Linked DNA regions of Mus musculus: region 1 is linked to region 2. A link is a loop called in an ENCODE intact Hi-C map of the cell type or tissue named here. Cell type or tissue: gastrocnemius. All regions are shown on one strand. Links, peaks and the distances in the headings refer to the core of each region. The heading gives the core; the rest is flanking DNA.

Region 1 (16,450 bases), core at 3,221-11,220, 130 kb after region 2:
GATGATAATAAATGTTTCTGGGGGGTTGGAGAGATGGTTCAGTGGTTAAAAGCACTGACTGCTCTTCTGAAGGTCCTGAGTTCAAATCCCAGCAACCACACAGTGGCTCACAACCATCCGTGACAAGATCTGGCGCCCTCTTCTGGAGTGTCTTCAGACAGCTCCAGTGTACTTACATATAATAAATAAATAAATCTTTTAAAAAAAAAAAAAAAGAAAGAAAGAAGAGGAGCTAGAGAACGTATCCAAGGAGCTAAAGGGTTCTGCAACCCTATAGGTGCAACAACATTATGAACTAACCAGTATCCCGGAGCTCTTGACTCTAGCTGCATATGTATCAAAAGATGGCCTAGTCGGCCATCACTGCAAAGAGAGGCCCATTGGACATGCAAACTTTATATGACCCAGTACAGGGGAATGCCAGGGCCAAAAAGTGGGAGTGGGTGGGTAGGGGAATGGGGGGGAGGGAATGGGGGACTTTTGGGATAGCATTGGAAATGTAATTGAGGAAAATACATAATAAAAAATATTTTTAAAAAATTCTGTTAGGTGACCTTATCTTATTTTCAATGCTCTTTCCTCATGTTATCAAAGAACTAACCTAATAAATACCTATTACTAAGAAAAAAAAAGAAAGAAAGAAAGAGAAGAAAAGAAATGTTTAAAAAAAAAAAAAAAAGGCGTGTGGTGGCACACGCCTTTAATCCTAGCACTCAGGAGGCAGAGGCAGGCAGATTTCTGAGTTCGAGGCCAGCGTGGTCTACAAAGTGAATTCCAGGACAGCCAGGGCTATACAGAGAAACCCTGTCTCAAAAAACCAAAAAAAAAAAAAAAAAAAAAAAAGTTTCTAAGTAATTAAAATTTATTTGAGTATTGCCTTATCATATATCAGTACAGTTCTGATTTTTATATTGAAGCACTTAATGTATTCAGAGTCACTTTTCACACTCAGCCAACTACACACCTGTATTTGCAGTTGGGCATGAGATTTACCTAATGCTTTGGTTTCTTCTGACATCTACTGGACACACAATGCAACTGGCCTTTCAGGAACTAGTCAGTAAGTATGTATCCAGGATTGTAACAGAATTTAAGGAAATCTGACTAAACTGGGCAATACACTTTTAATCTCAGCATGTGAAAGTCAAAGGCAGGTGGATCTCTTGAGTCTCAGGCCAGTCTAGTCCACAGATTGAGTGACTGGGCAGTACTGGAAAATGTGTTACCATTTTCTACAATTCCAGCCCTTTTTATTGTGAGACAGGGTTTCACTAAATCTGCCAACTTTGCACTTTCCCCATTTGAGCCTCTTCGGGAAGCTGGAGTTACAGGCGTGTGCCTGGCTAAAACTTTTTGTTATGAAATCTTGTGTTTTTTCAATTAAAATATTTTTCTATAATATATGCTGATCATGGTTTCCCCTTGTATCCTCCCATATCTTTCCCACCTTCCACTCCACAGATCTTCTTCCACTCCTTTTAGAAAACAGACAGACAAGAAGGAAAAGGCACGAGAAACACAAGAACAAAACCCGTAAGAATACAAAACTGGGAACCATACTGTATAAGAAGAAAAAAAAAAAAGCCCAAACGGTGACATGAGACCAAAAAACAAGACAAAAATAAAGACAAAAGAGGGAGGAAGAAGTGGAGGAAGAAGGAAGGAAGGAAGGAAGGAAGGAAGGAAGGAAGGAAGGGCTCCAGAAGTACGCTTGAGCTTGTTTTGCTTTGGCCATCCACTGCTGGTCAGAGGCGTGCCCTTCAGCAGGGCTTGAGTACCAAGGGGGACTGCGTTGAGAAAAGGAATTTTCCTTTGCAAGTGGGTGTCAAGTGGAAGGCGAGTTCCTGGTCAAGGATGAGAGCTTCTGTTCACTTCCTCCTCTCATGGCTGGGACCCCATCCAGCTTGAACCTTAAGGTTTCTCCTACTGTGATAAACATCATCAAAATGCAAGCTGGGGTGGAAAGGGCTAATTTGGCTTTCTCTTCCACATCAGTGCTCATCAGCCTGGAGGCAGGAGATGATGCGGAGGGCGTGAAAGGGCTCCTCATGATTTTCTCAGATCCTTATAAAACCCAGTGCCACCAGTCTTTTCAAAGAAGGTTAGAGGGTAGAAAGGAAAGGAAGAAGGGCTTTGGGTCTCTTTAGACTACTTTCTGCTGATTAGAAGGGTTGACTTCCTAGCAGCAAGTCCAATGTTCATCATCAGAATATCTTCAACCAGTGATTCTGCGAACCAGCAATGCTGCAGCAAACAGCAATGCAGTAAAACAGCAAATGCAACAGCAGGAACCAGCAGCAACTGCCATGTGCCAACTTAGGGATCTCATATTCATACCCTCTCAAGAGTTCCCAGAATTCCAAGTATAAGCTGTTTGTAGCTGGCAAAAGTCATGCCCTTCCTAGAGCAGGAGACAAATTGTAGATGCTGTGGACAATCTGAAGCAGCCACCTATCCCACACCTGGGATTAAAACATAATCATATAACTGGGTTTTTTGTTTTGTTTTGATTTGGTTTTTGGTTTTTCGAGACAGGGTTTCTCTGTGTAGCAACTGGGGTTTTTTTTCTTGTTTGTTTTTTTCGAGACAGGGTCCCTGGCTGTCCTGGAACTCACTCTGTAGACCAGGTTGGCCTTGAACTCAGAAATCCGCCTGCCTCTGCCTCCCGAGTGCTGGGATTAAAGGCGTGTGCCACCACACCTGGCTCCCGGCAACATTTTCTTAAACCCTAAACAAATTAAGCGTTGATGTCTTTAATCTTTAATAGGGAAAACAGTAAGGCTATAACTATCTAGTCTTCAACTCCATCAGAGACCCAAGAAGGATAAATGTTACCTGAGTAAACAGGCAGTGCAGAGCAAGCAGCTTCCAAATCTCTATGACAGACTGCTGGCTCAGGTGCTCACTCACCTAGGATTCCCCGGTATCCGTAGGGCAGCCAATCTTTGGCCAGTAGGGTCAGAGTATCTGACAGACTTTTCATGAAGCAGAAATTTTGAAGGACTGGCCTACCTTGTCTCAGCAAAGTGGATCAATCAACTTCCCAGTGTCCTGCTTTTCCACAGTTTGGAGAGCCTGCTGTCAGCCATTGAGGTAAGGGGCAGGTTTTTTGCCCAGTGGCCATGTTTGCCACAACTGAAGCGAACTCCATGTAGCGGTCCTTCTTTGCTCATCATCATCTTTGAAGTAGATTGGGGATGCTACCAGGAGCTGATGTGTCTGTCAAAAGAGCCTTTTGTTACTAAAACATCTTAAACGCCATATCTGCAGATCTCTGAAGTGTTTGAGGACCACCCAGTTATCTAAAGTAGCTCTGAATAGGCAAGCATTGCTTGTTTCGAGCTATTTACTCTCTGCTTTAATTGAAAACCTATAGAGAAGGCTAAATAAAGCTTATGCTGTAATTAACTACACTAATCCCTAGCAAGTCCACACCTGTGATTAGTTACAGGTGACTGACTACTAACTAGCATTTCTTAACTATCCTAAGCAGTTTACATGAGTGTCTTTAGAGACTCAAACTTTACATCGTTTTTAAATGAGTTGCATATGCACAATGCTTTAAACAAGAGTTGAAACATATATACAGTATGTTATAGCAAATACTACCGTAAATTTCTATCAATATGCAATAATCCATACCAATGTAAAATATTTGAGACTTATTGTTGCTTTCTTTATATTATTTATTTATTCACTTTATATCTTGATCACAGCATGTGTATATGAGACAGTGAAATGATCCTGAGATTATTTTTTTAAGATTTAATTATTTATTATATATGCAAGCTACACTGTAGCTGTCTTCAGACATACCAAAAGAGGGCATCCGATCTTATTACAAATGGTTGTGAGCCACCATATGGTTGCTGGGATTTGAACTCAGGACCTCTGGAAGAGCAGTCAGTGCTCTGAGCCATCTCTCCAGCCCCACTCATAAGATTATTATTGGCAATTATGCTAACTAAGCCAATTAAAAGTATATGAGTCCCTTTATTAGCCAGCAACCAAGAGTGGCTCACGCCTAAGAGTCTCTTGGTTCCCAAGCTCAGGGGTACAGTGTTTCCATTAATTTATTTTTGTTTTATTTTTATTTACTTCATTTTTAGTTTTGGTCTTTCAAGACAGAGTTTCTCTGCATAGCCCTGGCTGTAATAGAGCTGACTCTGTAGACCAGGCTGGCCTTGAGCTCAAAGATTCGTTTGCCTCTGCCTCTCAAGTGCTGGGATTTAAGATATGTGCCACCACTGCCCAGCATGGGGTACAGTATTTTTAAAGACCAAAACCATAATTACATGTGCTTGTGCAGGTACGTCAGTGAGGGTCTTGGGGTGGCCCAGTAATGTCTGCTTTCTTGCAGAGCTTCACAGTGTTTCCAGACAACATGACAATTATTTTTGCTTACACTCCCTTTTTATTATTTTAGATGTATATTTTACATCCATTATTTTTGTTAGTACATATGGACCACAGTCAGGGTCATGAACAGTTCCAGCATGTTGCCAAGGAAGTCGGGCTATTGTGGAGTAGAAGGGCGAGATATAAGACAGAGTTAGGACAAGATAGCGTTACCTTAGTCAGCTTTAGCAGCAAGTTCGTTAACTCCCTGAGCCATCTATTTGTCCTTTTTTCCCTTTGTAAAATATTTATTTAGAGACAGGGTCCCATTGTAGCCCAGAGAAACCTTGACCACACAATGTAGCTGGGATTGGTCTTGAGGTCCTTATCGTCTTACCTCTACCTCCTAGGTGCTGTAAGTACAGGCAGGTACTGCTATGCCTGTACCACCTAAGAAAGTTTTGATGCTAGACTGCTTGGTGTTTATATTTTAGTACCAATATTTTTGAATTTTGTTTTACATAACCAGCTAAAAATATCTTTCTAGAAGAGTTTTGAGTGACAAAAATCTGTATTTTAATAAGTTTCAAGGTTTTTAGTATATCCATCTCAAAATATCCTTTCCCATGGACCTGAGCGATGGTGCAGTTGTTTTGAGCACTTTGTGCTGGTGCAGAACGTGCAGGAGTGGTTCTCAGTATTCCTGTGTTGGCTTGCAGTTGTCCATAGCTGCTTCCAGGGGATCTAATACTCTCTTGTGTCTGCCTCAGGCACCAGGGACACACATGCATGCAAAACATTTATATACATAAAAGAAATCTAAAAATGTTTTTAAAATATTTTAATAAAACATATGCTTAATTTCTTATTTTTTATTTTACTTTTAATGAATATAGGTTTTTGCCTTCGTGCTTGGTGTCTGTGGAAGCCAGAATCTTCTGAGGTACTCCTTCAACTTCACTTCTGTCATATTTTAAAAGAAAAGTTCAGAAAACTGGGTGTAACGGCACATGAGTATATGAATGAGTCTTTGCCTCAAAAATAAAGGAAACATGTCAGAACTAGTGACAACTGAGACAAAACTAGCTGTTGAGTCAAGCAACAGTCTTCAGCACAGCACAGTGTGTCCTGCCAGTTTTAAAACCTGGTCACAGTTGATGGTTCCTGGTATTAACAACTTTGCCCAAGACCTTTGAGCACGTGTTAATCTCAAAGATGGAAAGAGAAGGACCACAGACTCAATTCATCATGGCCAAATTAATTAAGGCAAGCAAATAATTATTTCTTTTTTATGTGCATTGTTAATTTGACTTCATGTTTGTCTGGGAGAGGAGTTGGATCCCTGGAACTAGGGTTACAGACAGTTGTAAGCTGCCATGTGGTTGCTGGGAGTTGAACACGGGTCCTCTGGAAGAGCAGCCAGTGCTCTTAACTGCTGAGCCATCTCTCCAGCCCTTGCAAGCAAATAGTTAAAGGAAGATTTTTAAATTCATGTACACAGACCTCTTACCAAGATGTGGCTCAAGAGTTTAGCATTGAATATGAGGAAGACAAAGCTTTTTATAGTTCAGAAGTAGGGGTTTTTCAAATGGGGGATTTAGCAAGCAAAATAGGTGGGGTTACAGGAGCAGAACATCATAGCAAGCTTTTCCTAAGGGCATCCTGAAACAAAGACATGGTTGCAAGGTGAGCATAAAACTGGTAGTTATAACAAGGTAGCCATGACAACCCTTATGAAACGGAAGTAGGGTTGCAAGATGGTTAAAAAAAAAATTGAAACAAAGACATAATTATCATTCCTGGAACAGGCAGTACAAAACCATTTGTAGTTAAGGTCACAGGTTTTATGTGGAGCATAGCCTGATCCTTGAAAAACAAGTTTAATCATAAAGAGGAATGAACCTAATTTGTCATTACTGTGAGACGGCTTTTAAGCCAAAGAGGCTGATTCTTCCAAACCCACCAGAGGTCTCCTAAATGTCTAGTTTTCCCATTTCAGTTAGGCTGGGCCTTTCTGGGTTCTGTCACAGCTTCTAGTCTCAGCTAGACATCCTGTCTCAACTAGATATCCTGTCTCAGCTAGACATCCTGTGCTGGGCCTCTCCAAACCCTAGACATGAACCTAGTGTTGTGGAACATCCTTGTGGTTCCTTGGCTGTGTTGTGCAACCTAAGTGTTGAAACCCTGCCAATGGGAGCTCAAGCGCTGGGCCTCTAATTTTCTCAGCCTCCAGTATCACCAGGGTATACTCTGAGTCCAAGGCAAGGCAGAAAAAGAACTGGTGGCTCTGGCTGAACTCCCAATTAACCAGAAACAAGTGCTCTAACCCCCCCCCCCCCGTCCCTCCTGAATGTAGGATTGGACCCCCAATATCACTAGATCAGGATCCCACAGAATCAGAACAGATCCAGAAACCAGGCATTATAGGAAAAAAAATTAGGAGTTTCTGTGAATTACTATAGGAGGCCTACATAAGAAAGGAAGGAAAGAAGGAAGGAAGGAAAGAAGGAAGGAAGGAAAGAAGGAAGGAAGAAAGAAAAAGAAAGAAAGAAAGAAAGAAAGAAAGAAAGAGAAAGAAAGACAGACAGACAGCTATCCTTTTTTTGAAGTGGCTGTTCACTCATGCTTTTGGGCCAACTGAAGGCGTGCCACAGTGTTCTCAGTATGAGTCATGCACTGCACAACAAAATTAAACTGCATTCTATTGTTATGAAATAATCTCTATACATTCCTCATAGCAGACTATAAAGTACTATTGTGCTTTCTTCCAGAATATTGACATGAGCAAACATTTTGTTCAAGGCAGTTTTCGTGATTGACACGTTGCTCTCTCTTGTGTTTCCTTTTTTATATGATAATAACTTAATTTGCTTATGTAGCTGAGGTTGGCCTTGATAATGAACCTCCTTCCTCTACTTGTCACGGTCTGGGATTACAATAGGGAATAACCTGGTACAAACTTTTTTGTAGCCGCCAAGTGTCTACTAAACCAAACTGTGTATCACTCTTGCCATTGCAGCAGTAGGGAACCTGAGGCAAGTTGAGAGCAGCCTTGGCCATATAGAGAGATCCAGTCTCAAAAACAAACAAGCAAACAAACAAACATCTACTAATCCAAAGGACCTGCCTAGAACGTCTTGCCTGGCTTTGAAATCATCGTAACAAGTCCAGGACTCGTTGCTCTGCAGTTGAAACTCCGTTTTCTGTTTGAAAAATCGGCCGGACATAGGGACTGGATCTGGCCTACAGTCTATGACTTTCTGAGACGGATCCCAGCGTCACGAAAAGCTTGCTCTGGCTCCTGCTTTCCTGTGAGGCTCAGCAAGGAGCGAGGGCGGCGGCGGGGACTCGCTCCTCCCAGGAGCATTGCCATCCCGTGGCCATCGTGGGCATGGCTGAGGCGCTCTAGCGAAACGCTCCGGCCGGGCCCCGCTCCCTGCACTCTGGTTCCCGGAGCGCCTTGGAGGGACCCAGTTGGCGGAGACACCAGAGGGGGGCGGGTCAGGAAGTGGGGGCGCGGCAGCCGGGAGCTGGCCGGGGCGGCCGCGGGGTTTGGATACTCGGAGGTTTGGGAGACTCCGGGCTGCTCGGGAGCCGTAGGGCCACTCGGGTCTCCGCGGAGACGATGGCAAAGGAAGAAGGTGAAGGCTCCGGCGTGTAGCGCGCCAACTGCCGCGGCGGGCTCGGGAGAGGGGCCGGGCCTGACTGCTGGCTGCGGGCCGCGGGGAGCAGGGCGGGCGGGGGCGCGCGCCCCCGAGTTTGCAGTGGAACCGGGCGCGAGCCGAGAAAATGGCCCAAAGTTTCGTCTCCCGAAATAGGACGCAGAAGTGGAACTTAAAGTCAGGAGTCTCGGAAAGGAAGCTGTTGTTGGGTGGCGGGGCTGCGGGTCCGGAGTTGCTCCGCAGTGGAAAGCAGGACGAGCTTGGGTGGGTTCTGGTCCAGGCTGGAAGCTTTGGGTGCAGAATGGGAGGGATCGCACCCCTCGCGGGAAACTGAGGCTGGGATCTGGGATGGACGCGCAGAACCTGACGGAGTTCACTTGTGCTCTAATGGATAACAAATGCCAAAGGGCAGGGGCATGTAAGTGGTTTTAGGGGAGGAGGAGGTCAGTTTTAGGGTTAAAACTAATGGACTGGAGAGAGCTCTGCACGCTCCTCAGGGTCAGTGCCAAGGGAATTTATTGTTTAGCCAGCAATATTTATCCATAGAGGATTTGGACAGTGAGCAAAAGATAGGAAGCGGCAAAAAACTTAGCAGTGTACGATACATAGTGTAAAAAAGTATTGGTGGCATAGTAACTTCATGGGATGTGTATGCACGATTGAGCTCTTGGACTTCATTCGCTCGGATGAACAGTTACATGTTTCATTCTGCTGGAAAGCAGTTTTTATCTTACTGAGTGGAGTTGTGAATGCGACCGTTAGTTATCTGGTTTAGATTTAAGCCGTTGAACCAAGGAGACAAGAAGGGAGTTTGAAGAATTCAATGGAAAGCCATTTTTCAAAAGACTATTAGAAGTACATGCTGACTGGGACTAGATGTCCTGTCCCTGAGGTCATGATTCAGCCATTCCTCCTCTTCCTGCAGCTCTTCGTGTTAAATTTCATGCACATTTAAGATACTACCTAAAACCAGCCTCAAAACAGGTTGCTGGTAAGGAAGAATGTAATTCCTCTTTTTTCTTTAGCTATAGCTATATCTGTGTTTGCAATGTGTTATCATTTGACAAAGATTTTTTTTAAACTTTATTTTTGTGATTAGTTACAAATCTGTGTGGGTAGGTTGATAAACCAGTTTGTCTTTGTGAGCACATTAATACTTAACACAGGAGAAAAATCGCACAGTGCCACTAAAACTTGATATTGTAAATATGCAGAAATTGCATTTAAGATGGAATTATTATACTTAATAACTATGATGTGGACCTTTTTAAAAGGCTATATCATTTTGTAAAAGTAGTTGACTATAAACTGTTAAATGATTTTTGGTTATAGAATTACAGGTAATCTAAAAACATGTGTTTTATTCAGGACAATTACTGGGTGGCAGTTTTATTAAAATAATGGGTCCTTTCAACAAATATTTAATTCCTTGGCTAAGTCTCTATTCTTTTGGGTGCTGGGATATAATAGTCAACAAAGTATAAATATTTATTGTAATGATGTTTGTGATGATAATATTTACAGCAAACACGTCCCGTGTCAGGAATTTCCCCGAATCCCTTCTGTTTACATATCGTGTATTTATTATGTTAAAATTAGGCCAGTCTCTATATTCTTGTTTGAATTCAGGTCAGGTACAGTTTATAGCTTTTGGCTTATTCTCAGGTCCTTCAGGAGCCTCTTTGTTGTCCAGCTGTCCCTGGAAGTAAATGTTCTTCCAGACGCCTCTCCTGTACTGTGTGTGCAATGGTGCTTGCATTGATGCTTCCTGAAACAGACACAGGCTTTGAGGAGAACAGTGTTAACATTTCTCTTGGACCCTTTCTAGTCTACATGGACATCTGGAAGCCTGTTTGTAGCTCTGTTGGCTCATGTGCCTATGATGGGACTAGAGATTGAAGTAGCAAGGTTATTCTTGTGGATATGTAGTCATCATTTAGTTTGGCTTTTTCCTTCTCTTCTCTCTCTCTCTTTCTCTCGCTCGCTTTCATTTCCTTTGGTTTTTTGAGACAGGGTTTCTCTGTGCAGCCCTGGCTGTCCTGGAAGTGAACCTGTAGACCAGGCTGTCCTCTGCTGGAATTAAAGGCATGTACCACCCAGGACTTAATAAGCTCTGTTGCCTAACTATATCATCACCATAACATTACTTTTGTCTTTCAGTTGTGAAGTTCGATGAACAATGATAGAGATGAGGTGAGAAGTTTGCACTCAATTAGCTTCTGGTTTTTAGGGCCAGGCAAAAATGACAAAGTAGATAAATTGGCTAAAATACATGCGGTCTTTGTCCGGTCTTACTATGTAGCTCTGGCTAGCCTGGAACTGGCTTTGGAGGCCTTGAGCTCACAGAGACCTGCCTGCCTGAGTGCTGAGATCATAGCAGTAAGTCACCAGACCCAGCTCAGGTTGTACTGTTATTGCTGCTAAAATTTAATGCAACTAAACTTGACATTAAAAATGAATGATTTTTTTCTTTTTCTTAAAAAAAAAATATATATATATTATATTTAAGATGGTAGTTACAATTACGTTACTCCCCCCTTCCCTGTTCTCCCTCTAAACCTGACGTACACCCCTTCTTGTTCTCTTTCAAGTTCATGGCCTCCTTTTCATTAGCTGTTGCTGTATGCACATATGTATAGGAATATACATACATATAGTCCTAAATATATACTGTTCAGTAGGTATAGTGGGACTTGTATGTGTGTTTTCAGGGTTGAGCATTTGTTATTGGATAACCCATGGTGTACGCTCTTCCCCTGGGGTAGACTATTTCTCCAACTCTCAGTGTTCCTTAGATGTCTTTAGTTTTTCTGGCTGTTTTTTGTTTGTTTGTTTGTTTGTTTGTTTTGTTTGTGACACAGGGTTTCTCTGTCTTCCCTGGCTGTCCTGGAACTCACTCTGTAGACCAGGCTGGCTTCAAACTCAGAAATCTGCCTCTTGCCTTTGCCTCCCTCCAGAGCTGTGGGATTAACGGCGTCTGCCACCACCATCTGCTTCCTTGTCTATGTTGGCATGTCCATTATTGCTCTTGTTTGGGTCATGTTCAGGCAGTCACGTTGGTGAGACTTCATGGCTGTAGCTTCTGCCATTCCTAGGAGACAGAGGCTCACAGCAAACTCCTTATCCTCTGCCTCTTAACAATTTTTCCACCTCTCTTCTGCAACGTTCCCTGAGCCTTATGCATGGGAGTTGTTCTCACCAATTGGGCCTGTGGTCTGGGATGCAGAGAGAAGTTCCCAGGATGAGGGGCGAGGAGCACACTGGACACGGCTGTAAAAGTGGTGGGCGTTAGACACCACACCAGTCTACTAAGTCACTTCTTTTTTCCATGCTGCTATTTAAAGTCATTTTAGTAAGCATGCGCTGGCTTGGAAACAGTTTCAGAACATCTTTGTTTTATTCAGTTTTCAGGGTAATGCTAAGGAGCTGTCTGTGTGACCAGAGTAGCTATTCTCTTTGCTGCTGATTCTTTCCTTTGGTCTCACATTTTATAGCATAACTACCGAACTACAAAAAGGAAGAGAAATCAAAGCCTGGGTCACATTACTAACTTGACAGGGCACTCTGATCTTCCAGAGTAGTTATTCATCTCATGAGGTAATTTGGGGGGGGGGGGGAGTTATGTTCTCTATCTCAAATTTCTGTTTAAGTTGGAGTCTCTTATTTTCTCATTTGGAATTTAACTTACTAGTTTCGAAGTAACTTCTGTATTACAGTTTTTAAAAAGTAGAGACAGAGCCGGGCGTGGTGGTGCACGCCTTTAATCCCAGCACTCGGGAGGCAGAGGCAGGCAGATTTCTGGGTTTGAGACCAGCCTGGTCTACAAAGTGAGTTCCAGGACAGCCAGGGCTATACAGAAAAACCCTGTCTCGAAAAACCAAAAAAAAAAAAAAAAAAAAAAAAAAAGTAGAGACAGAAAAGATAAGCAGTTTGGTATTACAGCATTTTTTCCAAGCGCTTCCCATGATGTTATAGGATTGAAAACTAGCACCTCCGTGTGTCAGAGTCCACGATGACCCCACAGCTGCGGGAGCCTGTAGAGCTTCCGGGAGCACACTGTGAAGAAGGAGAGGCTAGGCTCAGCACTCAAGCATCCTAGTATGTTCAGGACCCTTTGTTTAGTCCCAAATTCTGGAAAGAAAAATGATGTTGCATGCCTGTAATCCCAGCATTTAGAAGGCTGAGGCAGGAGGATCATGTGTTTGAGGCTAGTCAAGAACCTGCCTTTAAAAAGGAAAAAAAAAAAGCCATAATTTTATGATGAATCCATTGTATTTTGAACAAAAATTGTTCGTCTGCAAATGATGGCTTTCATAATCTCAGGTAACTATCATAGTAAGGACAGTAATCACGTCAAAACTTCTGGGAAAAGACATTTTAAAATAGCATCAGTGCAGGAGAAGACTGTAAACTTTCATCAGCTGGATTCTGAAATCACGAGTTGCTGTGTAGTGGTAGGGAATGCATGTTTGTTGTTTCCAGCCGTATACTGAAGACAGTTTTGAGGAAGAGGCACAGATGCTATGACACTGCAGGTACTCCTCGCACTAATGGGTCTCAGTGTGACTGCTTTAGTCACATGATCTCCAGGCTTTGCTCTCTGTCATAGATGTTAGACTCGATTCCGTCTGTATCAGAGTTGTGCCCTTTATGGTTTTTTCAACCAGGGAAGCTCATTAGAGACAGGACTTGGGGCTCTCTACTGGGATCTGGTCAAGTAGGTAACCTAACAAAAGTTGATTCACCTGAGATCCGAACATTGATGAACACATTGCAATAATGCCTTCACTGTTTTAAGGAACATCTGTAGAACCCCGCCAAAGGAAAAAGCAAAGAACTTCAGGAAGTCAGGAAGCCAAAGCAGAGAAGATCCGCAGAACCCCAGCTCCTGAAAGAGCTCCAAAATGTAAGTCAGATGGACCTGGGTGCAGTAGCTGCAAAAATATGTTTTCATCATTCAGATGTGCACACTTTCAAAAATCATGTCTTTTGCCTTTTGTGTTTTGAGGTGTTGAGTGGGAACTAAATCTAGGCCTTGTGCATATGAGCTAGACAAGCTCTCTACCACTGGGCATGCCCCCATCTTACATAAAGATATTTTGAGATTAAATTTATGGTTAACACAGTTGGTTTTTGTGATAGAACAACCCCTAAGCTGTATCACTTTACAATAAATATTTGTACCTTAATTATGGCCCATGTTGTGGCCATGATATGACAGATATTTATTTCTGATCTGTTATATGTTTCGATCATGGCTTGGCTCGCTTGGCTTCCTGTGTCAGGAAGGAATAGCCCCTGTTTGGGACACATTTTTCTTGGCACAGAGGAGAAGAGAAGGAAGGCCTCTTGGAGGTTCTGCTGGACTGACCCACTGTTCTTGGTCCAGGCAAGTGCTAGTCAGTCCAGACAGTGGCTTACAGAAGGACACCGTTACTACAGGAAACTCTTAGAAGTCATGGTTATGTAGAAATACATAATCTTCTGTTTTTATTCATTGATTTATTTTATCACATTGGGGGTCAAGCCCTGGGGGGCTTTGAGTGCAGCTTGTACTATCAGTGAGTTATTCTTCCCCTCATAACTATCTGCTCCTCTCTCTCAGACAACACATCCCCTCCCCTGCATTGCGGAACTCTCAGATAGCACATACTCTCCCCTGCACTAAGGGAGACATCCCATCTTGTTTTGTCACAGCATCAGTTTTAAATCTTTTCTACATCAGGGCCAGCTAGGGCTCATTCTGATCCTAAGACCTATGAACTGAAAATACAAGTTATCTGCAACATGTCACAGTCCTCAACAACAGTGGTTTCCTTCAAGGACTCAAGATCTTAGAAAACAATTGTGTGTGAAGGTGTGATTGCCTTAAAGAGCAGCTTCGAGTCAGCTCAGAGCAAAGGTGTGTAAGTTATTGGATGCACACTTGCAAAACTCCTCTCTAATGGAGTCATACAGACACTCTTCATCTGTTTGACCTCAAATTCTGGCATTTATAGTTTTGTCAATGAGTGAAACTCATTAGAGGCAATACTCAGTTGTTTGTTGTTGTTGTTGTTTTAAACCAAAACCAGGGAGTTGGCCCTGTAGTTTGTTTGTTTTGTTTTTCCAGACAGGGTTTCTCTGTATAGCCTCAGCTGTCCTGGAACTCACTCTGTAGACCAGGCTGGCCTCGAATTCAGAAATCTGCCTGCCTCTGCCTCCCAAGTGCTGGGATTAAAGGCGTGCGCCACCATGCCTGGCTTTTGATATTTTTTGCCTATCATATGATTATATGGCCAAATTTTAGACTCTCTGGGAAGGAAGTGTAAACCACATTGTATAAATAAGGTAGGCACAGTTAACCACCCTGTCAGAGAAGGTAGAAATTCCTTGAAATTCAGGTTTCCAGATGCCAGCCCAGAGCCTATCAGCAAGCCGTCCTGTACTGTGGACCTGCCTCGGGCCTAGCTGGCTTTCCTGTGTGTGCCCCTCTCAGTATACACTCTTAGATGGTGCGATGCTGTAAATCCTTCTGTTAGAAAGGAAGGAAGAGCTTGGAGACACAGCACAGTTGTACAGCAATTCAGAAATCCTGCTAAGCACAAGGTATCGCCTTACCCTGGGCTAGGAAATCTTTTTCTTTAATGCTTTTAAAAGGTCTTATCATTTATTTGTGGTTTTGATAACCATTTAATATAAGTATTTGAAAATGGGGTATATTGTTTACTTTCATGGAACAAATATATAAATATGTAAGTAGGCAATGTAACTTTTGATAAACCAGTAACTTTTCTCTTTTATTTTTAAAAAATTTTTTTTAAATTGGATATTCTGTTTATTTACATTTCAAGTGTTACCCCTTTCCCGGTTTCTCCTCTGCAAACCCCCATTCCTATTCCCTCCTACCCTGCTTCTATGAGGGTGCTCCCCCACTTACCTACCCACTCCCGCCTCACCACCCTAGCATTCCTCTATACTGGGGCAGCAAGCCTTCATAGGACCAAGGGCCTCTTCTCCCACTGATGCCAGATAAGGCCCCTTCAGCTCCTTCCGTCCTTCCCCTAACTCTTCCATTGGGATCCTTGTGCTCAGTCCGATGGTTGGCTGTGAGCATCCACATCTGTATTGGTCAGGATCTGGCAGAGCCTCTCAGGAGACAGCTGTATCAGGCTCCTGTCAGCAAGCACTTATTAGCATCTGCAATAGTGTCTGGGTTTGGTGTCTGCATGTGGATTGGATCCCTAGGTGGGACAGTCTCTGGATGGCCTTTCCTTCAGTCTCTGCTCTACTCTTTGTCCCTATATTTCCTTTAGACAGGAGCAATTCTGGGTTAAAATTTTGGAGACCATGAAATTCACAGGCAAATGGATGCATCTAGAAAATATCACCCTGAGTGAGGTAACTCAGTCACAAAAGATCATACATGGTATGTACTCAACTAATAAGTAGATATTAGGCAAAGAGTGTGGAATACCCATGATACAACTCACAGACCACATGAAGCTCAAGAGGAAGGAAGACCAAAAAGTGGATGCTTCAGTCCTACTTAGAAGGGGGTACAATATAATCAAGGGAAGTAGAGGGTGGGGGAGACTTGGCAGGAAGAGAGGAGGGGGAGGAAGAAGAGGGGAGCAGAATCAGGTGTGGGAGGAGATGGAGGAGATGTACAGAGGGTCAGGAAATTGAACAGAGGTGTATAGCATTGGGAGATGGGGAACTGGGGTTAGCTACCAGAAAATCCCACATGCCAGGAAAGCAGGAGCCTCCTAGGACTCCACGGGATGACATTAGCTGAAATACCCCACAACGGGGAGGGAGAACCTGTCGAGACCATATTGAGAGGTGAAGCATGTCCCTTCCTCCTACCCCCCATTTGAGGGATGGTACCACCCACCCATCTCCAAAATGTTAACCCAGAGTTGCTAGGAAATCTTTTGTGAGGAGGCTGAGAAAGGAGAATTGAGAGCTCAAGAGTGAAAGACAGGCTGGGCAGTGGTGACACATGCCATTAATCCCAGCACTCGGGAGGCAGAGGCAGGTGGATTTCTGAGTTCGAGGCCAGCCTGGTCTACAGAATGAGTTCCAGGACAACCAAGGATACACAGAAAAGCCCTGTCTCGAAAAACAAAACCAAAAACCAAAAAAACAAACAAACAAAGTGAGATATAAGCAATGCAAAGTGGAACCTTGTCACGAACAAACACAGAAGCACATTATACAGCGGCAGACATTTGATAATGCTGTTGCCATGGGTAGTTGCAGTCATTTTTAAAATGTATACATACTTACACATTAATGTGTATAGGTGTTTTGTCTGCATGTTTGTATGTGAACCTCATGCATGCCTTGTGACTGCTGAGGTCAGAAATTTGTGTCAGATCCCCTGGAAATGGAGTTACAGATGCTTCTCAGCTGCCACAGAGGTACTGGGAATGAAACCTGGATCTTCTGGAAGAGCAGCCAGTGCT
Region 2 (16,450 bases), core at 5,516-13,515:
TTGCTAATTTGCAACTAAATAGAGTACCTGGACATCCCCAAAGAAGTTTTGTCCTGTTGTTTTTCAACTGTCTCGACTTTGTTTTTCAAGCAGGCCAGTCAACACCTGTTTTCAGAAAGCGTACAGCTCACCCCCAGCAAAAGCAGGTGGCAGAAATTCATCGATATGAAGAAGCATTTTTAGTACATATTGTGACTTTGGTCTGATTTGGGAACAAGGTGTGCTATGAGGGCTGATTAGTCAATGATGGGCAACCAGATTTCGGAACTATATCAATCTAAGACAGAGGTATATGCCAAGAGGCCGTGGTTTATTAATAATATACCACAGAGTCATGTTTGTGCAAAATAAACACAAACAAGCTGCATATATTCTCCTTGATGGATAAGAATAGTTCAGGAAAATCTGAGTCCCCAAGCCAGGCATGGCCGCCAGCCACCATAACTCCCAGGCAGGACTATGGAGCATAAATAAATTTTATGCCTCAGTCCAGCTAATTTTTATTATATATTTAGGGAAGAATTGTAGCCTCCCTCAGCCTTGAGGCAGGCTGATCCAGACTTTGATCTTGCTGCCACTAAGAAGATTACCTAGGGTAGAGCCTTCTGACCTTGATGGCTCTATTTGCTCTTCTCCAAGACTCTGCTTCCTGCTGAAAGGCCTTGAGACATTCCGGAGACACACCCTGTAGATCTGTAAGGGCTGACTCCAGGCACCAAGAATGGGCTGGCGGGGGATGGGCCTACCCTCTTTATAAGCACAGACTCTCAGTAAACTTCAGAGGCTTTGAACAGAAAGGTTTGTCTTGGCCTCATTCTTTTCTTGCTGTCTGATCTCTTTCAGCCCCAGCCCGCCTTTCAGGGGAACCCAGTTCACATGGCTACAGGTGGCTACAATGGGATTTTATCATGGCAATAGTAACCCAAACTAAGATGGGAGACTTTTAATTGCTGCTTCTACCTTACTAGGGTTTATGGGTCTGTTTAAATTGCTTATTTAAGATTGTTACGAAGTTGGTAGGTGGTATGCATTGAAACAATCATCCATTTTCTTTTATATTTTCCAATTTGGTGGCGTACAGGTGTTTAAATTCTGACTGTATGAGTCTTTGAATTTCGTTGGTGTTTGTAGTTATGTCTCCCTTTTCATTTCTTTTTTAAAATTTATTTATTATTATATCTAAGTACACTGTAGGTGTCTTTAGACACACCAGAAGAGGGCATCAGATTTCATTACGGATGGTTATGAGCCACCATGTGGCTGCTGGGATTTGAACTCAGGACCTTCAGAAGAGCAGTCAGTGCTCTTAACTGCTGAGCCATCTCTCCAGCCCTCTCTTTTCATTTCTAATTTTCTTAACTTGAATATTCCGTCTCTGCCTTTTAGTTAATTTGAATAAGGATTTGACAATCTTAATGATTTTTCTCAAAGAAACAACTCTTGATTTCTTTTTATTGCTTATTGTCATTTCTATTATATTGATTTCAGTCCCAAGTTTAACTATTTTATTGCCATTTACTCCTTTTAGATGTGATTTCTTCTTTTTGTTCTATAGTTTTTAGGTATGCTGTTAAAATGCTAGTATAAGCTGGGCAGTGGTGGTAAACGCCTTTAATCCCAGCACTTGGGAGGCAGAGGCAGGTGGATTTCTGACTTCAAGGCCAGCCTGGTCTACAGAGTGAGTTCCAGGACAGCCAGGGCTACACAGAGAAATTCTGCCTTGAAAAACAAAAACAAAAAAACAAAAATGCTAGTATAAGATTTCTGAAATTTTTTGTAGGCACTTAGCAGAATTGAGTTTGCCATCTTCAAAGTGTCCATAAGCTTGGATATGTTGTGTTTTCATTTTCATTCATTTCTAGAAAGTCTTTGATTTCTTTTTTTTTTTTTTGTGTTGCCAAATTTTTCATTTAGTAATGAACCCTGAAATTGTAGTATTTATTTAAAAATCCCGTTTCCAGTTGTGGTGTGGCTCAGCCTTAAGCCCATATCTTTCATCCTCCTCTCTCTAGCTAGCATACAGACACATCCTTAGCACACCTCTTTAATTCCAAACAATGAAAGTAAAATTAGTTTGTACAAGGAAGTATCCATGTTTGAAATTGATGTCTAATTGAGCAGCAGACAAAGTAACAAATCAGAAAAAGATTTGACAGAATAGGATCTGCCTACCTCTCATGAGAAGATACAGGAAAGGGGAGCTACTTAAGAGAATAGAGAGAGAGAAAAAAAGGTAAGAGGAAGGAGATGGTTTTGCTGGGACAGTTGTACAGAGAAAGATTGCAAAGAGAGAACAAGCCAGAGAATGAAAAGGAGCCAGAAGATTAGAACAGATTGCCAGAGTAAATTTGAGGACAAGCAGAGCAATTCAGGAGAGGCCAAAAGAGAGAAATCAGATTGAATCAGTCATCTTGAGGAGTTTAAGCCATAACAGCTGAGTTGAACCAGCCAGGCAGAGATCAGAAAGAACTAGGAAGGAGTGAGCAGCAAGTCTCAGAGGCTTAGATTAGATTGTATGGAGGCTAGAAGCATCCAGGACTAGGCCTAGGTTAGCAGACTGAGTTACTAAGGCTTGGGGACAACAATTACTACAGGAGACTAAGTCACATTTACAGTGGGTCTCCATGAGTTTGTTAGCTCCTTATTGTTTCTGTCGTTGATATCCAACTTTAGTCTGTGATGGTCAGATATGATGTGGTGTATTACTTCATTTTTTTTAATCTATTGAGACTTGTTTATTTATTGTTTGTTTGTTTGTTTGTTTTCAAGACAGAGTTTTTCTGTGTAGCCCTGGGTGACCTGGAACTATGTAGACCAGACTGGTCTTGAACTCACAGAGTTTCACTTGCCTCTGCCTCCCAAGTGTTGGGATTAAAGGTATGCACTACCACTGCCCAAGAACTTCCTTTGTAAGTATATAGTCACTGTTGGAGAAAGTTCTATGGGGTGTTGAGAAGGTATATTCCTTTGTGTTTGGGTGATGTGTTCTATAAGTATCTGTTAGGTCCATTTGCTTTATAACTTCAGCTAGCTTCAGCATTTCTGTTAGTTTTTGTCTGAATGACATGTCTGTTGGAAAGAGTTAGGTACTGAAGTCTTCCACTATCAGTGTGTAAGGGTCAATATGTGATTTAAGCTGAAGTAGTGTTTCTTTGATGAGCTCCAATGCTCTTGTGTTTAGTGCATAGATGTTCAGAACTGCAGGGTCCTCATGGTAGATTTTTCCCTTTGAGTGTGTAGTGTCCTTCTCTATCTTCTGATTAGTTTTTATTTGAAGTTTATTTTGTCAGATATTAAAATGGCTACACCAGCATGCTTACTAGGTCCATTTACTTGAAATGTCTTTTTAATCATTTTCACTCTGAGGTAATATGTATCCTTAATGTTAAAGTTTGTTTTTTGGATGCAGTAAAAGGCTGGATCCTACTTTGCCTTTTTTTTTTTTTTTTTGGTCTGTGTTGTTTTATTGAGGTAACTGAGACCATTGGTATTTAGAGATATCAGTGAGTGGTGTTTACTTGTTGAGTTTTTTGTTGTTGTTTGATGTGGGTTTTTTGTTTTTGTTTTGGTTTTTTTTTTGTTTTGTTTTGTTTTGGGGGGGGGATTTTTTTTGTTTTTTTGTTTTTTTGGCTTTTTCGAGACAGGGTTTCTCTGTATAGTCCTGGCTGTCCTGAAACTCACTTTGTAGACCAGGCTGGCCTTAAACTCAGAACGCCTGCCTCTGCCTCCCAAGTGATGGGATTAAAGGCGTGCACCACCATGCTATTTCCACATTCTAGTTATGAACTGTTTTTTGTTTTGTTTTGTTTTTAAAGATGTATTTATTTATGTATATGAGTACATCATTGCTCTCTTCAGACACACCAGATGAGGGCATCAAATCCCATTCCAGATCATTGTGAGTCACATGTGTTGCTGGGAATTGAACTGCTCTAGAAGAGCAGTCAGTGCTCTTAACCACTGAGCCAACTCTCTAGCTCCTGGTCATGAACTGTTTTATTTATTTCCATCTATTGTTTCTTAGTGTTTTCATAGATTTACTTAAGGGATTATTTATTTTCTCTTTAAGTACCTCTAGAATATTCTTAGAGACTCTTTTAGGTCCTTGTCCTGCATTTTAGCTATGTTGCAGTACTCAGGGTGGTAGGATTGCTGGGTCCCAGTGGGGACATATTGTCCTGGCTGTGATTGTGTTTTTATGTTGGCATCTGGGCATCTGTGCTTGTGAAAAAATTGTAATTCTAAGTGATGGTACTATCTGGCATTATCTTTGTTGAGTGAGTATATTGTTCCTTAGTGTATGTTGCCCTCTCTGGTTCGTAAGAGAGTGTGGTGACTGTGCGTTGCCTGACAGGAAATTCTTCTGTGATCCTGATAGTGTTGCCCCTTGAGGTTTCCAGTGTTTCTAGATATTGGGAACTGACACTTTGGAATGGGCATAGGCTTGGGGGTTTGTCAAAGGGGGTCCACTGGATCTGCTTGGTCCCCTGACTCCCTGGAATTGAGAACAGAGACTGAAAACAGATAGCAACTGGTGGTCTGCTACAGAATTGGGGATGAGACAGGAGATTGGATTTGGAGTGGAGTAAAGAAGGAAGGAAGATCTGCATTTAGCCTACCTGTGGGTTCCAGGGAGTGCCTGCCGGGGTTAGGGGTTGGAAGTTTGGAAGAGAAGATCTGTGTGATTGACTGATGGGGCAGGGAAGAAAGAGAGGCCACAGCAGCTGATCAGCTACAGAGGTAGAGATGAGACTAGGGGATTGGTTTTAAACGAGCACAGATATATTGGTGAAGATTTATAGTTAGCTTACTGGTTTCTGTTGCACGTAGTTTTATGCAGTTAGCTTGCTGACTGTAGTTTTATGCTCTATCTACCTTTAGCTTCAGAAAGTAATGGTGCTACCAGCCCCCTCCTAGCCTCCCTTAAATCCTTGTATAAAAGACACAGACACACAGTTTTTCAATTTCTTTTTTAATATTAATATTTAATATTAATATTTTATATATGTGACAAGTACACTGTAGCTGTCCTCAGACACACCAGAAGAAGGGCATCGAATCCCATGACAGATGGTTGTGAGCCACCATGTGGTTGCTGGGAATTGAACTCAGGACCTCTGGAAGAGCAGTCAGTGCTCTTAATTGCTGAGCCATCTCTCCAGCCCCCAGTTTTTCAATTTCAATTTGCCTTCTGGCACAATTGCTGGGTGCTACAATCTCCCTCCTGGAAAATATGCCCTTACCAATTTCTTATCTCTGTCTCTCACCTGCCCTAAACATCAGTTGCTAAACTCCTCTGATCACCCACCTGTAGGAGCAGCCTGTGTGGCCACTCCGGTTTGAGATCTCATTTGTTTGCCCAGTTCTCCTCTCTCCAACACATGGAGAATGCTTTCTCCTGCCTTGTGTCCCCTGACTGCCTCCAGGAATCCAAGTCCTGCCTGTCCCTTCCACCCAGCAATTGGCCCATGGCTTTCTTTACTGACAGGTCAAGAACCAATTGGGGGAAAGGACTGTAGCATCAGTACCACCCCGTACAGGTTTCCTTGTCCAGAATGGCCGGAGGGTTCGCAGGGTATAAAAACAAATCTTGTTCTGAGATTTAATAGACAAAGTCTGAACAGGAAGAGAGCCCACAAGGTCCCAATTAAGGGCAACACTTTGGAGGCATGATCTGCCATTTTTAATGCAGTGTCTCTGACAAATCCAGATGGATAGCATAAAAACAATATTGTCTGAAGAGAAGTATCACACCCATTTTGTATGTGAAGGTTTATTTTACATTTTAAAAGAAATTCAGGTGGGGGCCAGAGCAAGTGGGGCTGGAGTAAGGGGGGGGGGAATCCAGGTAACATACAAAGGTGTTGGGGTTGGTCTGCTGCTGCTGTGTATTCAAATGCTAAATACTGGCCCCCAAGATCTGGCTGTCTCAAGGGGCAGATCTCATTTTCATCAAATGATGTATGAACTTTGCTTGCCAATCTTCTTTTACTGGTTAAATAAAAATTGCTATAGCTAATTACTGGGTAGAATAGAGATAGGTGGGATTTTGGTTATTGGGCTGGGAGTCAAAGGTAAGGACCAGAAGGGAAAGAGAATGAGAGGGGAGAAGGAAAAAGAAGACAGGAGAGAGCTGGAGAGATGGATGGCTCAGCAGTCACTGACTGTTCTTCCAGAGGTCCTGAGTTCAGTTCCCAGCAACCACATGGTGGCTCACAACCATCTGTCATGGGATCTGATGCCCTCTTCTGGTGGGTCTGAACATACACACACACACACACACACACACACACACACACATACATATTGGTTTTTTTCAAGACAGGGTTTCTCCATATAGCCCTGGCTGTCCTGGAACTCACTTTGTAGACCAGGCTGGCCTTGAACTCAGAAATCCGCTTGCCTCTGCCTCCCAAGTGCTGGGATTAAGGCGTGCACCACCACGCCCAGCTATAAATAAATCTTTAAAAAAAAAAAAAAAGACAGGAGGAGGTTTCTATTTGATGGGCCAGGAGAAGTGCATCCTGAGGACAGACTGGTGGAGCAGCCGAGGCGAGACTCAAATAGCAAGTTATTTAGGAAGAGCCAGTCTAGGATAGAAAAATGGTATAGGGGTAATTGCCCAGTAAAGCATGCTAAATAAATCCTTAGGGTTCTGCCTCAATTAATTGGGGGGACTGGACAAGTCATAATAAAAAATAAGTGGCTAGAGAGATGGCTCAGCAGTTGGGAGCACTGAGTCTTCCAGAGGTCTTGAGTTCAATTCCCAGCAACCACATGGTGGCTCATAACCATCTATAATGAGATCTGGTGCCCTCTTCTGATCAGCAGCCATACATGGAGGCAGAATGTTGTATACATAATAAATCAGAGAGAGAGAGAGAGAGGGAGAGAGAGGGAGAGAGAGAGTTTCCAGGGCAGCCTGGACTGTTACACAGAGAAAACCTGTCTCAAAAGAAAAAAAAAAGAAAAAAAAAAGAAAAGAAAAAAGAAAGAAAAAGGGAAAAGAAGCTATGGAGCAGGGTGGTAGTTCAAAAGGTAAGGCAGCCTTCTATTTATTTGTAAAAAAATATTTATTTTTTATTTCTTTTATTTTTAGGAGTATAATTATAATATTTTGCCTTCCTCTTTCCTCCCTCCAAACCTTCCCACATGTCCCTCCTTGCTCTCTTTCAAATTCATGGCCTCTTTTTTTTAATTAATTGTTGCTATATGCATATATGTATGGGTACATACATATATATTGCATATATGTATGTGTAGATACATACACATTCCTAAATGTAACTTGCTCTGCATAATGTTACTTGTATTTTACCTGTATGCCTACATGTGTGTATGTGCAGGTTCCATGTGTGGACCTAGTAATCTCAGATCCCCCAGAGCTAGTGTTGTAGACAATTGTGAGCCGTCATGCTCGTGCTGGGAATGGAACAGTAAGTTCTTTCAATCACTGAGCCATCTCCCTAGCTGCAGGAAAGGCCATTTTCTTAGCACTCACTTTCCTGTGCATGATCTATCTGTTGGGAGTTGCTCCAGAAGAAATAGCTTCCAGCCTTCCTCTTGGCTATCCTGTTCATTGAATACTAATTCCAGATTTCGAAGCCCCCATCCTGCGTGGCCTGCAACCTGTTCTCAGACTCCCAGGCTCCAGAAGGGTGAGAAATAATTTTTTATGGCTTATAACCTATCGAATTTATGGTACTTTGATACAAAAGCTCAAACAGGCTATTATGAAAATCAATAAATTCAATTAAAAATTAAAAGCCACAAGGAAGAAAGCAAACAGAGTCCCGAGGGAGAATCGGCGGTGTGGTGAAGGAACTACATAACACAGTTACACTTAATAAGCGACTCGTGGGATCAGAAGCCAGTCTTGCATAGATAGACTGAGGAGAGGGGTTGGCAGAGGAGCCACATGCAGGAAAGCTCAGAGGACCTGCACGGACCAAGCATGAGCGTGTATCACCACTGCCCGCACAGGGTCACAGAAAGAATGTTGCGGCACATGTCATCTCCCTGAGGGCTGGTCACAGGCTCTAGGAAGAAAGAAAGCACACTCACTTCCCCACAGGACTTGCCACACGAGACTGTATTCATTCACCTATGGCCGCTTCCTCCTTGCCTCAGATTGGCCAGTGCCCAAGCTACGCCCCTTCACCAGTTACAGCCAACAACAATGAAGCCCTTGCTCGGATTCCTGCCTCCTCATCATCTCACTGCTGCGATTTGGCACTTGAGTTTAGTCAGGGCTTTCTGACTAACTGCTTTTCTATAGGATGAGAAATCAGGTTCCAGAGTTAGGTGACCAGTATCTAACATTCCGGACCGCTAGTATGAGCGTTGATACTGTCGACAGGATCTAGGAATCAAACGCTGGGCATGTCTTTGGGGGAACGTGGGGTTTCTAGATTCAGTCCAATGAGCTGGAAAGATTTACTCTACATGAGGGAAGTATCAGTCCACGGCTGGTGTCCTGGGGTGAGTGGGGGTGGGGAGAAAGAAAGAAAGTTGAACATTAGCTCTCCTCTGGGTGTCCTAGCATCAAACACCATGTGTCCACGTCCCCGCCTGGGTGCCTTCCCACCCATGGTAGACTGTGAGCCTACATTAAACCCTTCCTTCCTTAAGTTGCTTTGTTACCTAGTGAGAACATTAATATTATTTATATTTATATTATTTTAAAACTATTATACTACCTAGGTATTATTGGGCACACGACTGTAATTTTCAACAATGGGAGTCTGAGGCAGGAGGATTGTGAGTTTGATGCCAGCCTAGGCTATTTAGGGAGCCTCTGTCTCAAACAAGCAAACTCCTGCACTCATGAAGTTTACAACTTAAAAATCACAAGACTAAACAGATATTCCTTAACAAAATACAAATAAGCACAGTGTTTTACTTGTTCCTCAAGAAATTGAAAATACGGATGTCAGCGATCATTTTCTATTTCCCAGTTCACTGGCTGATGTTGGCACGTTCCTGTGGGTCTCACTGTCTCAATGTTTCATGCACTCAAACCTTGTCTTCTACTTGCGTCCTTATGGGATTCAAACCAAAATGCTAACGTTGTCCTAAAGTTTAGGACAGAATGCTTGATCAGAAAGAAAAAGAAAAAGAAAAAGAAAAAGAAAAAGAAAAAGAAAAAGAAAAAGAAAAAGAAAAAGAAAAAGAAAAAGAAAAAGAAGGAGAAAAGGAGAAAAAGAGAAAGGGAAAGGGAAAGGGGAAGGGGAAGGGGAAGGGAAAGGGGAAGGGAAAGGGAAAGGGGAAGGGAAAGGGGAAGGGAAAGGGAAAGAAATCTCTAAACTGAAGCTCTCTGACAGATAAAGACCTTCCTCAAAGGAGAACGACAGAAGGATGGTAAGGATTTAGAGCCACGAAAGCAGCCTGGGAATCACCGCAGTGTACTGACTGGATCTGGCCAGGAGAGGGAAGCAAACTCTAAGACTATTATCAGCAGGGGTGAAGCAGCTACTTTAGGTAGGTAGTTGACTTTGAAGCCTAAATATGTATCTAAACTCTTTGTCTCTGTCTCTGTCTGTGTCTGTCTGTCTGTCTGTCTGTCTGTCTGTGTCTGTATCTGCATCACTCTCTGTCCCCCCTCCCTCTGTCCCACCCTCCTCCCTTCCCAGGAAGTTCTACCTGCCTCCTCCACACAAGAACTACAAGTATGTGCTACCATGCCTGTGGTTTTTTTTCCTTCCTTCTTTCTTTTTCCTTCCTTCCTTCCTTCCTTCTTCCCTCCCTCTCTCCCTCCCTCCCTTCTTTCTTTTGTTCTTTCTTTCTTTCTTTCTTTCTTTCTTTCTTTCTTGTTATTTTCTGAGTTAAGGGTTCTCTGTGTAGCTCTGGCTGTCCAGGAACTCACTCTTTATACCAAGCTGGTCTCGAAGTTAGAGATTTGCCTGCCTCTGCCTCTGCCTCTAGAGTTCTGGGATTAAGGCCCTGTGCTACCGCTACTGTCTCCTGGTGTCACCATGCCTTTTTAATGTGGTTGCTGGGGACAAGCACGACAAGCACTTTGCTGAAATGTGCTCCCAGCCTGGCAGTCCAGTTTTACTTGTCTTGGATAGTGTCATGCCCACAGGCTTTCCCGGTCTATTCTCTCAGGCGTTCATCAGTATGACAAAACGGGTATGAAACAGAGCCTTTAGGACCCCAGTAGATGCTGCAATGAAAACCCCAAGTGAACTAAACTTTTCACGCAGATATATGTTCCTCTTTTACAATCTGAATAGAACATTCACCAAGGTGCGGAAAAGCTAACACTGTTTCTGCCTTGTTGCAAGCAACACTAAAACCACAAAAGGACAAAGTCAGATTTGGAGCGCTGCCTACCCATTTCACAGATATAGAACTGGGAGGATAATTTCACAGGAGGGAGTTCTAGCAACTAGTGCAGACACCTAACAACTGATGGGCAACAGGAGCTGCCCCAGCATTTATAATAATAACTATGTAACAACAGAGGAGTCAAAGGTTATTTTATTATGAGCAGTCAAGTCCATGGGAATGCGACTTGTCTCACACTGACTCTGCAGGCTACTAAAAGGAATGGGCCCAGAGTTATTCAGCTCTCAGGAGAGTCATTGAAGTGACTCCTTGGTTTTATTTACTTTTATTTAGAGTGCTCGTCATTGAGTCTGGGGCTTTTTTTTTTTAATACTTACTAAGTGCACATTCCATCTTCAAGCTAAACCTATAGCTCCTCTCCTTAAAACAAAACATAAAAACAAAGCCCCAAGTCTCCTGGGTATTCCAGGCCAGCCTAGAACTTACTATGTAACCTTGAATTTATGAGCCTCTGCCTCTTCCTTCCAAGTCCTAGGTTTACAGACACATGTTCAATATCCAGTCTGCTTTTATTTTTAATTGTGTCTTCTGGATTTCTTATGGGGTTCATAGCCTTTCTGGGCCCAGAGAACCAAATATTTCATAGCATAAAAATAGGAGTTTATTGATTAGCTCCATTTTAAGTAATTGAATTTAATATGGTTACCTTCTAAGCGAGACTGTCCAAAAGCTCTCTCATCCTTCCATTCTGCTGACCCATGCTCACCAGGACCAAACTGCTCATCTTCATTGATTTCATTACAGGCTTTCTTTCTTAGTTTAATAATATGCTTTATTTACCAATACCCTGTTTTTCCTAAGGCACTGCTTTCAGCTTCATTAATTCACTCACTCATTCATTCATTAAACATTACTAAAGGCTTGCAAGTCTACCTGCTACTGTCTTAATTTGATAGAAACATAGACATTAGAGAAGGCTGTTCCATTGATAGCACATAGGAATATCATTTTTATCATTCTTAGAACTAAAAACCTATTATAAAATTCCAGAGTCACACCTTAAACATACATCTAAAGCAAACACCACAATATATCCTACATATGATGGCATTTAGTATGTATACCAAAATTATAATTCATGTTTGTACTGGGGGAGTGTACAGCTGGGGGAGTGTACAGCTGGGGGAGGGCCCAGTCCATTGTGGGTGGTGCCATCCCTGGGTTGGTGGTCCTGGATTCTATAATAAAGCAAGCTTAGCAAAAACATGCGGAGCAAGGCCAGTAAGCAGCATCCTCCATGGCCTCTGCATTAGCTCCTGCCTCCAGGATCCTGCCCTGCCTGAGTTCCTGTCCTGACTTCCTTTAATGATTGACTATGATCTGAAAGGATAAGACAAATAAATCCTTTTCTCCCCACCTTGCTTTTTGTTCATGTTGTTTCATCACAGCAATAGAAACCCTAACTAAGACAATAATTATGTGCATCTTATTTTACATTTGTATAATTAGGACAATTATATGTTTATCAATGTTTCCCTATTTTCCCCTTCTCCTATTTTACAGTCAATGCATTGGGGAGGGATCATAAGAAAAGAAAGGGGGGGGACTGGAGAAATGGGCTTAGTGGTTAAGAGCATTGACTGCGAAGGTCATGAGTTCAAATCCCAGCAACCACATGGTGGCTCACAACCATCTGTAATGATATCTGATGCCCTCTTCTGGTGTGTCTCTAAACAGCAACAGTGTACTCACATAATAAATAAAGAAATCTTTTTTAAAAAGAAAAGGAAAAGAAAAAGAAAAGAAAGGGGGAGTCGAGCATGTCAGCATGAGACAGAAATTCCACAATTGAGAAACTGAGGCAGGAGGATAAAAAGTTCAAGTTAGCCCAAGCTACATAGGGAAACCCTGCCTCAAAATAAATAATAAGCCGAGTATGGTGGTACAGTGGATGGATAATACAAAAGAATTGTTGCAAGTTTAAAATCAGCCTGGTTATGTGTACCAAGCCATATTGGGCTTCATAACAAGACCCCATCTCAATAAAACAAAACGAATATTAGACCAAAGAGAAGAGTGAGACAAGGAATTTGGTGTTTTTAATATATATAATTTGCTCATTACATGTATTGATCAAGCACACAGGCGAGAACGCTAGCACTGCAGCTTGCACATGGAGGTCGGAGGACAGCTTTCAGGAGTCAGCTGCTGCTTCTCAGCACACGGATGCTGCACACGGATGCTGGGGATACAGCTTAGGTCCTCAGGCTCAGCCAATGGGCTTTACCTGCTCAGTCATCTTAATGGCCCAGAGGTGGTGGGTTTTATTTCTTCTTATTTTTTTTTTTAAAAGACTTATTTATTTATTATATGTAAGTACACTGTAGCTGTCTTCAGACACTCCAGAAGAGGGCGTCAGATCTTGTTACAGATGGTTGTGAGCCACCATGTGGTTGCTGGGATTTGAACTCCTGACCTTCAGAAGAGCAGTCGGGTGCTCTTATCCACTGAGCCATCTCACCAGCCCTTATTTCTTCTTATTAAGTAGTTAAATAGTAACTACTGATCTGAGGTGACTTAGAACTGATTAGTGTTAAATTCTCAAGTCTCGAATACTCACTCAGTTATGTATATTTTCTCAACTATTTCTTCCAATATTTATGGAGTTCTATATACTGCATGTACATTAAGCTCCTTTCTTTAAGTTTGTTTATGTGTGTTCCTCCGACTCCATGACTTCCAGAGGTGCTCCTTCCTCTGAACAACTGAGGCTTGCTTATCTTGCCTAGATTAACATACTAATTATTACATGTTAATGTATTAATGATTATGTGTTAATTACATATAAATTGTATTATAAATTATATATTAATGTAATTGGTATATTAATATATGTGTACATATATATGCATACACACATATCCATATATATCCCAGTGGTAGTAGCACACACATCTTTAATTCCAGCATTTAAGATCTCTGAGACAGGTGGATCTCTGTGAGTTCAAGAACATCCTGATGTACAGAGCAGGTTCCGGGACAGCCAAAGCTATACAGAGAAACTCTGTCTCAAAAAAAACAACAAAAAGACCCAAACAAAACAACAACAAACACCTGTCTCAAAAAAGCAAAAATAAAAGCAAAAAAGTGTGTCTATATACTTATGAATTCAGGTATTGGAGGAGACCAGAGGCATGGGGTCCCCCTTGGAGTTGGAGTTAGAGGTTATTTTGAGCCGTCTGATATGGGTGCTGGGAACAAAACGCCAGCCCTCTGCAATATCAGTCTGCAGGTATTCTTAACAGCTAAACCATCCCCTCATCCCGTATTGCCTATATCAGTAGACTGAGACCTCTTCGAACAACTTCTTTTATGCAACTCTTTGATGCAGATTCTTTATTCATGCATTCTCTACAATAGCCTGAAAACATTAGGTGGCAAAATAAACCCCAAAACAAGATTGCCTTAAATGTTCTATGAAATCCTAAACTGGTTCACTGAACCTAAAACAGAAAAAGAGGAGGAGTTTCAGGTTCCAGTTAGGAGCACACAAATGAACATTTTTATACATGGTGAAAGGAAAAGCATAGGTTCAGGAACCCCAGGCCCAAGTGCTCAGGACAAAGGAGATGTGTTCGCCCCAGAGAGACAGAGGACAGAGATAAGGGACAAAGACAGGAAACATCGGAAGAAGGAACACAGGAAAGCAAAGAAACAGGACAGGGAGAAGGGGAGGGGTATTTGTCCCAGGGTGGAGGACAAAGGTCTGCCTCTGAATAGGGAGGAGACAGACATGGCCCACAGACAAACGGCAGGTTATAAAACCCCAAGGGAGGATGAGGTATGTCATTTTAGTGGGGTATTTTAATTAGGTGAACGAGAGGGTGCTTTTGATTGCTGGACTTCAATACTTTCATAGCTGGACCTTTATGTCAGCCTCAGAAGGAAGAAGTGGCCAAATAAGGGAATAGACCTTGGTGGCTAGAGGTTTGTAGCAAAGCAGATGGACTTGGGGAGAATGGCAAGGCCTGCCAGAGCCATGCTTCTCACACTTGAGTTGGCCAGAGTCCCTGCTCATGACTGCTGGAAGTTAAAGTCAGGTCCTCGCACTTGTTGAGCCATTTCCCCAGTCCCTGAATTTCTTGCTCTTTTTTTTTTTAATTTTTAATATTTATTTAATGTATGAGTGCTCTGCTGCAGGCCAGAAGAGGGCATCAGATCCCCTTATAGATGGTTGTGAGCCACCATGTGGTTGCTGGGAATTGAACTCAGGACCTCTGGAAAAACAGCTAGTGCTCTTAACCAGTGAGCCACCTCTCCAGCCCTGAATTTCTTACTCTAGATAAATGTGTCATAGTGCTGTAAAGTGGTACTATTAGGAGACACTGGGCAAAGGGACACAGGCATCCCCCTAAGCACTACAACTGCGTCGTTTACAAAGTGTATAAAACTAAGTCACTGAAACAGACATTCTCCTGATGTAAATTTAAGTAACCTTACAGTTTGTGTTGGGTTGTGTTCATAGCTGTCGTGGGGCACATGTAATCCAGGGCTACAGGTTGGTCACCTACATGATACTTTCCAGGCAACTCTTTTTTTGATTTTTGGTCTTGTTCCTCCCCTGGCCCCCCCACCTCTAGTGTGTGGGGGTGTGTGACAAAGGTGACTGAACATCTGACCCTCCTGCCGCCACCTGAGCGTTGGTATTACAGGCATGTATCACCATTGCATTTGTACTGAGCTGTGGTTCATGCATGTTAGGCTGGCTTCCATACCAGCTGGCTACATCACTAAATCAAAGGTTCCAAAATAAAAAAAATGTAAGCCAGGTGCAGTGCTATATACCTGTGGCTACAGTTAATCAGGAGACTGAGGCAGGAGGATTATTTAAACCCAGCTGTTACAGACAAGCCTAGGCCATAGAGAAATCTCACTATTTCAACGTCTAAAAATAAAATGAAATGGGGGGGGGGTTGGCTCAATCTTACTCAATCAGTCAATCCACCCACAAATAAAAGGCTCTGAATGTAACAATGTTTCACTACGGTTCAAGATCCCAGCAGAGAGGAGGGAACAGTGCCAGGGAGGCTGGTGTTATGCAACAGTTTCCTCTGAGATTGAAACAGTCCATCCTGCCAGAAACCTCCTTAACCAGGGAAGGAAACAACTCAAAATTGCTTTAGGAAGTCCCTGAAACTGACCAGATGCCCTAGGCCCTCCTGCCTAAGCAAACAATAAAGGCTGAGCATGCCTCTCAGCCTAGCGGGACTGGTGATGCAGATGTCTTTGAGTCATTTCTGCTCCTGTAAGTGGCCATTCACCCATACCCCTGTAAGTAACCCGAATAAAGCTCATTGGCTCACCATGTCCAACTTTGGTGGCATTGGTACTTTGTTCTGTCATGGACATCCTTTTTGGGATGAGTAGACACATGTGTTTTCTCCCAGGGAAAGTTTTGTCATGTAATGACCAGGGGAAAGTGAAACGTTTCTGAGTAAGAACACTTGCTGCTCCTGCAAAGAATCCAGCTAGCTACCATCTGTAACTCTACTTCTGTTCTCCAGGGCTCTGTACACACCTGGTATGCAGAAATGCATGCAGGTGAAACACATACCATAAAAACAAAAAAATTTAAAAACCTGTTAAAAGGGAAAAAGAAGCTGTATGGTGGTGGCACACGCCTTTAATCTTAGAACTGGGGAGGCAGAGGCCAGCAATCTCTGAGTTTGAAGCCATCTAACAGCTAGGGCTACACAGAGAAACTCTGTCTCAAAAAAGGAAAGGGGGGGGAAGGAAGAAGGAAAAGAAAGGATGAGGAGGAAAAGGAGAAGAAAGAAGGAGGAGGAGGAGGAGAAGAATAAAAATCCAAAGTTTTGGTATTGATATTTTCAAAAGGCAACTGTTCAAACTATTTTTATTGATTCAAACATCAATCTCTCAGCTGTTCAGCTTCATGCCATTCATCAGTGCCAGGCTCTTCAGCCACCTCTAGGAACTCAAACTTAACCGCACCACCCCAGGGACTTTGAACCCTCCATCTTGATCTTGGCATACAGCCCATGGCCACACCTGTTGAATCTGTCCTTTAGCGTTTTCCATGTAAAATCACATGGGAGATTTCTCACAAATACCTGGCTACTACAAGTGCATGGCCTACATC

The links. Hi-C counts contacts between places; a loop is a spot of excess contacts. Peaks named below come from ENCODE experiments on the same cell type or tissue, not always from the same donor. Only the 100,000 strongest peaks of a DNase experiment are listed, where the experiment ranks them.
Region 1: it touches region 2 in a loop (7-fold over the local background); 34 of 42 quality-filtered maps call a loop at or near these places.

The regions. Positions count from the first base shown.
Region 1 is chr4:11,313,529-11,329,978 of GRCm38, reverse strand. It overlaps Dpy19l4 (dpy-19-like 4 (C. elegans)), which reads left to right and starts at 7,842. Exons shown (of 19, transcript NM_001081201.2): 1 at 7,842-7,979; 2 at 12,799-12,906. The coding sequence starts at 7,964. In gastrocnemius, for the core only: a CTCF peak has its summit at 7,720 (motif pointing left); DNase peaks (open chromatin) are centred at 7,784 and 10,981; H3K4me3 peaks cover 2,160 bases; H3K27ac peaks cover 1,926 bases.
Region 2 is chr4:11,446,990-11,463,439 of GRCm38, reverse strand. No RefSeq gene overlaps it. Among named protein-coding and RNA genes, the nearest start is that of Virma, 31 kb to the left of the region's middle. In gastrocnemius, for the core only: a CTCF peak has its summit at 9,423 (motif pointing right); DNase peaks (open chromatin) are centred at 8,145 and 9,421; H3K4me3 peaks cover 674 bases.